Regions from separate parts of the Mus musculus genome. Here region 2 is linked to region 1. A link is a loop called in an ENCODE intact Hi-C map of the cell type or tissue named here. Cell type or tissue: left cerebral cortex. All regions are shown on one strand. Each heading gives the region's core, and the rest is flanking DNA. Links, peaks and the distances in the headings are about the cores only. Region 1 has its middle 56 kb from the start of Gm25802. Region 2 overlaps Tent5c (terminal nucleotidyltransferase 5C).

Region 1 (5,373 bases), core at 222-5,221:
GACATAAATTGTTCTGAAAACTCTCAGTGAGTCAGGACTCTTTTCTCTGAAAACTTCTTTCTTGGAAGTGACCGGGGAAGTTGAAGTTGAAGTTCTTTTTGTCTTTCAAGTCACCAATTCATGCTCCAGCAAAAGTAATTGTGGTGGTTTCTTGACTCTTTGCAGGACCACTGAGTGGACTGTGCCCCAGACTGGGCTATGCAGGCAGCCATTATCCCGAGAAGTAAGGAAAAATGGGAGCTAGAGAAAGGATTGGATATTCTGAGTCTTGCTGCTTGGCCTCTGGATTTGGAGTGAGGTAGGGTGGAGAGAGAGCCACTCCCCAGTTTGCTGAACCCAGATGGTGGGTCCGTGAGAAACACTTAATTGCCCACAGAGAGGACATATAACTTTGGCAGAAGATGCAAGCTAATCAGAAGCAGCCCCCAACCTCCTCCCTTCTCCCTGCTGTAAATTCAGCTTGATGGGTACAAGAAGAAATTCTAGCACTCCCCAGAGTGCCTAGAATCACCAGCCAGGATGCCAGCCTCAATTATGAGTTATTCAGAAGCAACCCAGAATTTTTAATTTGGAAGATAAGAAGGTCCAGCCTTGCATGGCCAGGCCCCTCCAGGAACTGTTACCTAGATAAGCTTTCTTTACTTCCAGCCAGAAACCATTCTTCCTTCATGTTAATAGCCTTTATGTAGGGGATGTCAAAAAGAAACAAATAACAGGGAGAGGAAGGTGGGAAAAAGGTTCAGTTGGTTACATGCTCACCCTGTGGGCATAAGGACCTGAGTTCAGATTCCCAGAACCCAGATAAAAAGCCAGGAATGGTGACACACTTCTGTAACCCTGGCACTGAGGAAATGAAGACAGACAGACAGATCCCTAGAGATGCCTTAGTCACCCTGCCTGCCAATCCATGTACTTCCCATTCAGTAAAATATCCTGTCTTGGTAAATAAGGAGATAAGGGGGACAGCTATAAAGAGCTTGATTTCTGGCCTTCACATACATATATGCACAGACGCGCGCATGTGCACACACACACACACACACACACACACACACACACACACACACACACACATACTACATGGAAAAAAAAAAGAAAAAACAAGAGTGGCTAGAGACAACCCAGCCTTGGAGACATAAACGAATTAAAGTACCAGTGAAATAATTTAGGTCTCATTGTTCCACTGAGCATCACTGTCATATAATACATATGTGACCTCAGGAAAAACAAACACTATGAGTCTCAGTATTGCCTCCCTGACAGTATGCTACACATGAACATATGAAATGTCAGGAGCTCCCTCAAGGATGGATAAATGGTAGACCTTTTCTCTCCCAAGCTGATGGGGCCACTGAGACCAAATATTAGAATCCGTGTTTTAGCCCTTCTCTCTCTCAAGCTATTGTTCCATGGAGAGGTTTTCCTCGAGCTTGTTCACTCCTTAGCTGCTGTGGTTTGTATCAATTCTATTAGTCTTGCTAGCCCTATGTTTTTTACTGTATCCTCCTTAAGATCTATTCTTCACTAACTGCTGGCACAAACTAATAGCCTGAAATTGTCGTTAATACAAAACATATAACAGAAAGACAACATGACCACTCATAACACGGTGATGTGTGAAGATTAGCCAGGATGGTTGCTAGCAAGGACATTGACGCCATGGTAGATTTTGCAGTGCCAGGTGAGCTTCTGAAACACTTGACATGTAAACTTTCAGCTCTAACAAAGAACCATATTTGAATACACTGTTCTATGAGATGCAACAGCTGACAGGTGTTTTTAGAACCCACTGCCCTTGAGACTCAATAATGATTTTACTCTTCTAGCAGCTATAGGTAGAAAGAAATGAATTTAGAGGCCTCTCCCTCCAATCTCTCATAGCATTCTGGCTTCCCAATACCAAAAGCTAACAATTTGCATCCACTCTGTTAGCATCTCTTAACCATGTTTACTCAAAAGTGAGATAGGTCTTTGAAGGCTGGACCAGTAGGAATGGGGTGAGAAGGAAATACCCCATTTTTTTTCTCTTTGGCTAAGCCACTAGCTTCCATGTTTCTTTTATGTTAAAATGTCCCCACCCTTGCAAGTGGGACATGAAATGTCCCAGCACACTCAGGTGAGACCTACTGGACCTTCTGTAACAATGGTGAGAGCTTGGCTGTGGTGGGGACTGCATCAGAGTCAATCCGATGTTGGAGTCCAGGGAGTGAGATTCTAGTCCAGTCCCAGCTTCACAGGCTGTGGGCTATGGGAGGCATCCCTGTCCGCCATCAGGGGTCCACTAGTTCCTTAACTGGAACAACCAGGGAGGGGGAAGAGAGGAGCCTGAGCATTCTAAGAAAGTGTGAAAAATGTACACAGCCACTAGGTGTCAGCATGCAGAAAGACAGCAGGCTCTCAGGACACAAAGGGCTTGCAAGTATTTTGGCTTCCGGTATGTTCAGGTTCAGCCCTAGAAGAAAGCTGCCAGTTTCCCCGGTCCCCACGCAGTTACTGAACATCAGCGTTTGACAGCCCTTTGAAGCTCTACTCCAAACGGTCCCTTGGGGAGCTTTCCCTGATGACACCCTCTCCCATATTTCTCAGACACGTTTGGTCAGTCAGCACTTTCTCTGCTCTCCCCATCCGAATCTTGACCATGACAATCAAGACTTCCAGAGAATGGGCACCCCCTCTCGGTCTCCCTGTAAGGTTCTTTTAAGCAGAGACAAGCTTCCTTCATCTCAGTTTTTTGATTTTCAACCCAGGACTGCCTGTACTTGCTACTTAAGCTAAGTGAATGGAGGAGCTTAGAATCAGGGCGGTATGGGGGGGTCTAAACAGTTTTAGAAAGCAGTAACTTGGTTATTATGTCAATTTATCTTTTTATCCCCGAAAAGCTGAACACCTACAAAAGACAGCATTTCTAAGGGTATGAGTAGTGTTCCCATCATTGGGCAAGTTTGGGCTCAGAAGGCACCCAGGAGACATTTGACCCCTTTGAATGAAACTGAATTAAAGTAATAGACCTTGAAAATAAATAGCATTTTAGAAACTGGTAAGAAGTGGCCTTTCTGGATTGTCCACCAGAGAGACCCTTGGAAAGCAGGTTGCTGGCCTGAGAATTGTGTCTATCCCGAGGGGCTCCAGAGTTAAGTTAATGTGGTCTCTGGGTCTGTCTGGATTCCCACACCTCCCCCTTAACATACAGCCACGCATAGCCTGGAAGAGCAGTAAGTCGTGGGCACACTAAAGAATCTCTGACGATGTCATTGTATTCAGTGGGACCAACAGCAGGAAGATGCCTTCCTCCAGCATAGTGGTTCTCAATTTGTAGACTGTGACCCCTTTTGGGGGTCAAATGACTCTTTCACAGAGGCCACCTAAGACCATTGGAAAACACAGATATTTACATTCTGACTCATAACAATAGCAAAATTATAGCTATGAAGTAGAGACAAAAATAATTTCGTGGTTGGGAGTCACCACACATGAGGAACTAACTGTACTAAAGGGTCACAGCATTAGGAAGGCTGAGAGCCACTGTTAGCACTTCTGAAAGACAGCTCACGCAGCTCCCTGGCATGTCTTTCCCTCACTATAAACAGATTCTCAGGTGTCTCAATGTTCTCAAAAGCTTCCCCACTCAACACAGCTGCTCCTTAAACCTCCACCGTCCTTCACTGTCAAGCCCCTCCACCCGCAGAGAGCCATCTACGTCTTGCCCGTACATTCTTCTCTGCCCCTCCATTCTCTGCAATGTGGCTCAGGGCTCAAATAGTCCTTCAACTGGATCAAACAGACTGGATCAAACTGGTCCTCCTGACTGGATCAAACAGACTCTCACAGCCCCACAGACGCTATCAGCTTCTTGCTTGAAACTTTGTCTTGATTTTTCATGACAGCCCCACTGGTATGATTGATTCTTCCTTCTTCAGCAGGTTCCTCTTGGCACCTTTTTTGGTTGGCTCTTGTGGAAGGCCTCCATCTCCTCATCTTTCCTCATCTGCTGTCCCTGCATCGTCTACTCTTCTGTCCAGTTCTATCCTTCATGTTCTCATTATGAGCCCTGGGTCCTTCCACTTGTCTCCTATATCCGAGTAAACCCCTCGAAGGACCCAAGTCCATTCCTGTCCTCCCACCCTGCTCTGGATTGTCTCTCATCTTTTTATGTCTCTGCCATGCATCACCACTATGTGCCTTTGATCTAAATGTTAAAGGTTCATCACACATGGTGCCACGGATCTGGAATATAAGCTACGTCATTTCATCCCTCCAATTTGAAATCTTTTATGGTATCCACTGCCTAAGAGTACATCCAAGCTCATTACCAAGGATCATACTCAAGGCTCTCTTTCAACAGGGCTCAACATCGCCTGGTCCTCACTTTGTTTCTCCAGCAGATATTCCTGCATTCCTTAATCCAAAGTCAGTTTTAGGAAAAGTCTTAAATTAAGGGCTGTGAATATGGCTCAATCAGTGTTATGTTAACAAGCCACACAAGGTCTCCATACACATGAGCACATATGCCCATACCTGTATACACATGCACCTACACACACATAAACATGTGCACACAGGTATATGTATTTGAGTGTACACCCATGAGTGGCTCTTTTAGACAGTGAGGGGGACAGGGAAGCTCATCTGATTCATCCATTCCTGTGATCTGTCCAAGGAGGTCTTCCTCTGTTTGTGGTATAAGCACACACAGACACACAGACACACAGACACACAGACACACACATACACACACACACAAACACACACACCACTTTAAAGTTCTACTCATACATTCTCTTTCTCCTGAAAACAGCCACATTTTTTTAACCTGATAACTCCATGCATACTTCTAAACTAAGTTCCTTCCACCAGGGAGCTTTCTCTGTCCCTTTCTGATCTGGCCAGGTGTCTCTCAGAAGTTGTAAATAGCTACCTGTGCATGCTCTCACCTTGGCAGTAATGTAGCTGTGTTGAAACTACATACTTACACTACATCCTCATACACTAAATTTTGTGGATTCAGGAAAGGGGTCTTCTAAAAGGTTTGTCTTGCTGCATAGATTATTGAGCTCAGAAGCGGGTAAGTGTTTAAGAATGCTGTAGAGAGCCCACACCTCCAGCAGCACTGCTGTGATTTCCTACTGAATTAGCACAGTGCTATATGGGATTTTATTTTTGAAAACCACTACTCTTTGGAATACTACATGATACTCCCAGCATCGCTATCCCTTGTGTTCATAACTTGTGAAATAATACAGCCACTGCCTCCCAAAATGCTTCCCCTTTGGGTACCACTAATGCATTCTTTGATGTTGGAAGTGAAGGCCAGGGCTTTGCTAACTCATTTAACACAATTCCAGTGAAAGAGGCCAGCCCCTATCTTTTTAGCAG
Region 2 (5,373 bases), core at 227-5,226, 130 kb after region 1:
ATACATCATGGGTGGGGGAAGGGTAACACTGCATGGAGAAATAAACCCACAGCACAATACTTACACAGGCAACAACTTTCTGAAAGGTAATGCTCTATCAGCGTCGAGCCGCATGAGCCATGACTCCAGCTCACCAGCATGACTACCTATAGAATGTCTGTCACTAGAGATCCCAGACATCTTCACCTTGACAGCTCACTCCTCTTGCATGTTTGTTTGAATTTTTAATTGTTGGTAAGTTCTAACTAATGACAAATGATTGGCAAATTTTAACTGTTAATAAAAATCAGCCCTGGTCCCCTGCCAATCTCAGATTTCATCTATATTTCTTCCAGCTATTCTCTAAGAAGAAAAAAAAAAAAAAAAACAACCTACTAAAACAGGAGCAAGAAATGGAGAAGCAAACAACCTGGGTTTTGGTTGGTTGGTTTTTTGGTTTTTTGGTTTTTTGTTTGTTTGTTTGTTTTTGTTTTGTTTTGTTTGTTTGTGTTTTTTTGTTTGTTTGGTTTGGTTTGGTTTGGTTTGGTTTGGGTTTTCTTGGTTTTTCGAGACAGGATTTCTCTGTATAGCCCTGACTGTCCTGGAACTCACTTTGTAGACCAGGCTGGCCTCGAACTCAGAAATCCACCTGCCTCTGCCACCCAGTGCTGGGATTAAAGGCGTGCGCCACCACACCCGGCTCTTTTTTTATTTTTGAGGAGTCAAATCTGCCTCACAGGATGGGTGCTCATCAATAAGCCAGCGTGGGGACTGAGCCACACCTCACATTTCCTCAGCTACCCAAGCGCCTACTGTGTTGTAAGCTCTCTCCTAGGATTCTGGGACCTGAAGGCAGGAGACAGAGATCGCTGCCCACACAGAGCATACAGCCTATATACATTCTCCAGTAACTCTGCATAGCTTACTATTGCTTCTCACATGCAGAGAACCAGGATTTGAGAGTAAAACACCGTGCTCACATGGGCCAGACTCACACCACCCAATACAGTAACCACAAGCTCTCGAAAGGTAGAAGGTTCAGACAAGTGCATAGTATATACAAAATATAGCATAGATTCCAAGGACTTGATATAAAGGAAGGAAAGAAAATATCTCCTTTACATGTTTTGCACAGATTATTAAAATAGTTAAGCAGACAAATCGATTTATTGTTTAACTTTACCAGGCTTTTGGTCCCATATGTTTCTGGGTCAGCACTGACTCTGTCTGCTACATAGTTAACAATAAAGAAATGAAAGCCTGAAGTGGTCAGGGGTCTGTCTGGATCAGTGCCCAGGTGCCCCCCAGTGAGGGGCAGCCTACAAGAGGCAAGTGAAAAAGCACAAAGTCTACAACAGTCTGGAATGGGACACAGCAGCAGCGGCGGTGCTGGCTTCTAGAGGAACAAGGCAGAGCAAACACCGTGTGTCTTCTTAACCCTACTCTTTCCTCTATATCCCCATAATCCACATGCTAGCACTAGCGCCTCAGGCAGCTGCTGAGTCCTGATGCCTGACTATGTCTAACTATGACAAACAGGGGCAGGGGTCACCATAGTGCAGGGGGGGGGGGGGAGAGGGGTGTCAGAGACAGACAGACAGGCCACAGAGAAGGTACCTGGTCTCATCCTGTAAGGCCAAGTATGGAAGCTAAGGGATCCTGGGTGGGATGGGGGGATGGTTCATAATCCCTGGATAACTTTCTTCAGTTTTTATGATGGGGCCGGACAAGGAGGCAATGGGGGATGGCTAAACAACAACAACAACAACAATGCCCTTCAGTTCAATGTTAAAATTTTTAAATTTTTAAAAACAAGAAAATGTGAAAAAAAAAATCCTATAACACACTGGAGTAGAGAGATGTATGGTGAATGGTGAAGCAGTCCTCTCAGAGGAGAGATCCATCAGAGCCTTCACAGAGATCAGGGGGAATGGACTGTGTTCAGTTTTTTGTTTATTTTTTTCTCTCCCAATATCTAAGTCTGTATTTTGCACAGCAAAGGAGGCCAGCTAAGGAAGACCTGCCCATGGGACAGCAAAAAAAAAAAGCATCAGGAAATAACAATCTTGGAGGAAGGCAGGGTTAGGGTTAGGGTTAGGGTTAGGGTTAGGGTTAGGGTTAGGGTTAGGGTTAGGGTTAGAGTCCTCAGGGATGGGCAGATCCTAGGCGCTGAGTGCTCCAAGTACACAGGACTGAGCACTGGCCAGAGCCAGGGAGGCGGGCTGATGCTCTCATCTAGCTCCTGTCCACAGTCCCCTCTAAACCAGGTCAGCGAGGACAGTGAGAAACAAAAAAGTCAAAACGAAAGAGTCAGCAGAGCAAGCAGCTGAGTGAACACAGGGGAGAGAGAGAGAGAGCAAGCTGGGGCTGGGAGGACAGGGAGGGCTGAGGTGCTCAGGGGTGGGGCTAGAAGCCGGCCAGCCTTAGGAGTTTCAGCTGTTGGTCAATGCAGGCACCTTTCCTCTGCTCCAAGCCTACACTACAGAGGTTTCACTGAAAAGATCAAGACATCATCCAGCCTTTTAAACCAGGCGCTCCTGACACAGAAAGCAAGCTCCATCTAGTCCCTTGATCCAGCAGGACAGCCACTTCAAGCATGCTTCCGCCTGCGCAAAGAACAGCAGGCAGCACCCAGCAGAGAGAGTGTGCATTCACATGACAGACGCATGTCTGCACACAAGGCCATGCATGCACTTTCTAGGCAGGGGTGAGGACTTTGCAGTGACCACAAACCCACACTTTTCTGGGGTCCACGTGCAAGGACAACTGAGAGAAAAACAAGTTCTTCAAGTATATCAGAAAGTCAGGCCAGCTGAGCTCACCTCTAAAGCTCTTCCACAGGCAGGCCTTTCGCCTATCATTCCCTTGGCCTGCCTGGCTGGCACCTGGCACATACCACCTAGGAAGCACCTTCTGACCCAACCTCCATTATCCAAGAAAAAGGGACCACAGTGCAAAATGCTCTGAAACCACAAAACACCCTTACACAGAGCTGCTTCGTGTCAGTAATTACTTCTTCATAGGAAGGGCTTTTTTCCCCCTGTTGTTTCAAAACGCTCTGCAAACACTTCAAGAACAAGCTCCCAGGGCCCAGCTGTACAGAATATTAATTTGAAACACTTCAGAAGACTCCCATTACAAAGCTGAGTTATGTAAAGATGTTGTCTATAAACCTTTTGAACTCTAAGCCAAAACTCCCTTTCAATGAACGCATCCAGTCAAAAGGTTACAAAGCGGGAGAAACCTCAGGTTCAAGAAATTAGAAGGTCAGCTTTTCTCAAGTAGCTTTAAACTCACAAGCACGTCGTCAAATATGGAAAAGCTGGTGCCATCATAATACGATTTCAACAGCTACAGTCAAAACAGTGGGATGGTAGAAGGCATCTCCCCTATTCGCCGGTTACCTCAATAATGAGAAAAAACCAACAGACTAGTTTTAAACCAAGAAACACCTCAGATTCTGACTCACTCCCTATTAATCTCCAAACATTCAGAGAGAGATAGAAGAGAGAGGAGAGAGTGTCCAGGAGGCCAGGAAAGAGATAAGAACCCCCTAGCCATCATCTTAACTCTTAGCCCATCTCTGCTTCTACAGCTTTTCTTAATAATATAGGCTGTCCTTCTTCCATGGCTGATTCTACGACAGCATAGCATAGAAGAGAGATAGAGACAGGGTACTACTTAGTAGATGAAGCTGGGAAGGGAGGGCAGGAGGGAGGGAGGGAGAAAGGAAACATTCAATGCAGCTTTCCAGTTTTGTTGCAGCTGAGCCTAACTAATAGTACAACAGGGCTCAACAGTCCCCTTTTAAATTGCTTTCATTGCTGAGTGGTTCCTGGACTTTCCCATGGGCAATGCAAAGCAAGTATAATCTGCCTGCCCTTGGACACTGGGGGATGCATCCCCACTGGGGTTGGTGATGGAGGGCAGAGGCTGGAAGTCCTGCAGAAAGCTTGGTAGCTATACTTGCAGCAGAGCTGGAAAAGCTGGAGAGCGAGCCCTTGGCACTCCACTCACACTCAGACCAACAGGCCAGGAGCCAAGTCCTCCCTTCTGAGTTCACAAACTTAATCTCTAGATACAAGGTAGGTATTATGGGAGAAACTCAGACTAAAGAGTGTGACTGTTTGTTCTAGGTGCACACACTAAAGTTACTCATAAAACTTCGGGACCTTTCTTTTAGTAACAGTCTAGAGATCGCTCAACAACCCCCACAATTTTAACTATAGTAAGCAACATCCTGTGCAGATCCTGGGACAATTATTCCACACATCGAACTCTCCATCTAAAAGCTTCTTAAACCAAAGTGTCTCTTCAGAGAGAAGGTTTCAGCTGTCCGATCCGGATACTAAGATACTAAGCCCTCCATCCCCACAAACAAGGCCAGCAGAGGACAGGACCACTGGTGGTCCAGCTGTAGCAGCTGGGAGAGAAAAGTGGCTCTTCGTTACTCCTCACCCCACACCCTTCGACTGCGGGGTAAGATGTGGAAAAACAATCACACCTCTGGTGACTTCCAGCAAGATAGAATTCTTGGTAAGCCTTCCTACCACCCTCTTGGCTGCCTGGCTAGCTTTCTGGCTCCCTCGCTGCCTTGCCAAGCAAATTACAGTGGAAGTTGTTGTAGCCAGCAATGGCCACCGTCACCCTCCTTCCCAGAGTAGCGGGGCAGCTGGGGACCTAATTTAGGAGGATTTGACCATCTTAACTTTATTTCCAGAACACCAAACTCGTCATAATTCAAACTATTACATACACAGCTATTCTTAAAAAATCAGTAAGTCTATTAAATCTTTCGTTGTAAGCACTTTATCCTCAATTGAGGGAGGGGCTTAAGACTTGGGTCCGGGCTCTGAACGGTTTCTCCACATTAAAGGTTGAGAGGAGAGAAAAGAGGCCTAGACCACCTAGGGATGACAATCGATGCTGGTGGAAGTTTTGCGTTCTTGAAAAACCAACTAGGCATTTCCTCACCAGCCCTCCAGGACTTTGCGGTCTCCTGCCCTCCAGCCTGCCCGCGCTAGGTGTAAAGGCTACCAGCTGGTACTGCAGGTTCCTCAACTTCTTCCTATGGAGAAGGCTCTCACCCTCCTCGCAAACTGCGCTAAAGAAGTTCCCTGACCCGGACGATCCGGGAGCCGCGCCTCTAAGCCACCGACAGCACCGCTATCAGAGTCAACGGACTGACTACATGGCTTTCAGCCTACGCAGTAAGCGACTTTCGATCCCCAAAGGGGAGGAACCAGGTTTCACAGCCGCTGAATTCTCGAGAAGTTTCCGAGAGACGCGCAGCTTCGATCATTTGGCCGCGCTGGGTGTCCACAGTCCCAAAGGGAGAAGGATCTCAGCCGCCATCCCGGGCACCGAGCCCAGGAAACTGCCCTCCCCTCGCCG

What was found. Peaks named below come from ENCODE experiments on the same cell type or tissue, not always from the same donor. Only the 100,000 strongest peaks of a DNase experiment are listed, where the experiment ranks them.
Region 2: a loop joins it to region 1, with 2.2 times the contacts of the local background. A loop is called at or near these places in 2 of 42 quality-filtered maps.

The regions. Positions count from the first base shown.
Region 1 is chr3:100,356,800-100,362,172 of GRCm38, forward strand. No RefSeq gene overlaps it. Among named protein-coding and RNA genes, the nearest start is that of Gm25802, 56 kb to the left of the region's middle. In left cerebral cortex, for the core only: a CTCF peak has its summit at 2,369 (motif pointing right); a DNase peak (open chromatin) is centred at 2,386; H3K4me3 peaks cover 329 bases.
Region 2 is chr3:100,483,291-100,488,663 of GRCm38, forward strand. All of the region lies in intron 1 of Tent5c (terminal nucleotidyltransferase 5C), which reads right to left. Among named protein-coding and RNA genes, the nearest start is that of Tent5c, 3.2 kb to the right of the region's middle. In left cerebral cortex, for the core only: no CTCF peak of the experiment used is centred there; DNase peaks (open chromatin) are centred at 2,617 and 4,688; H3K4me3 peaks cover 635 bases.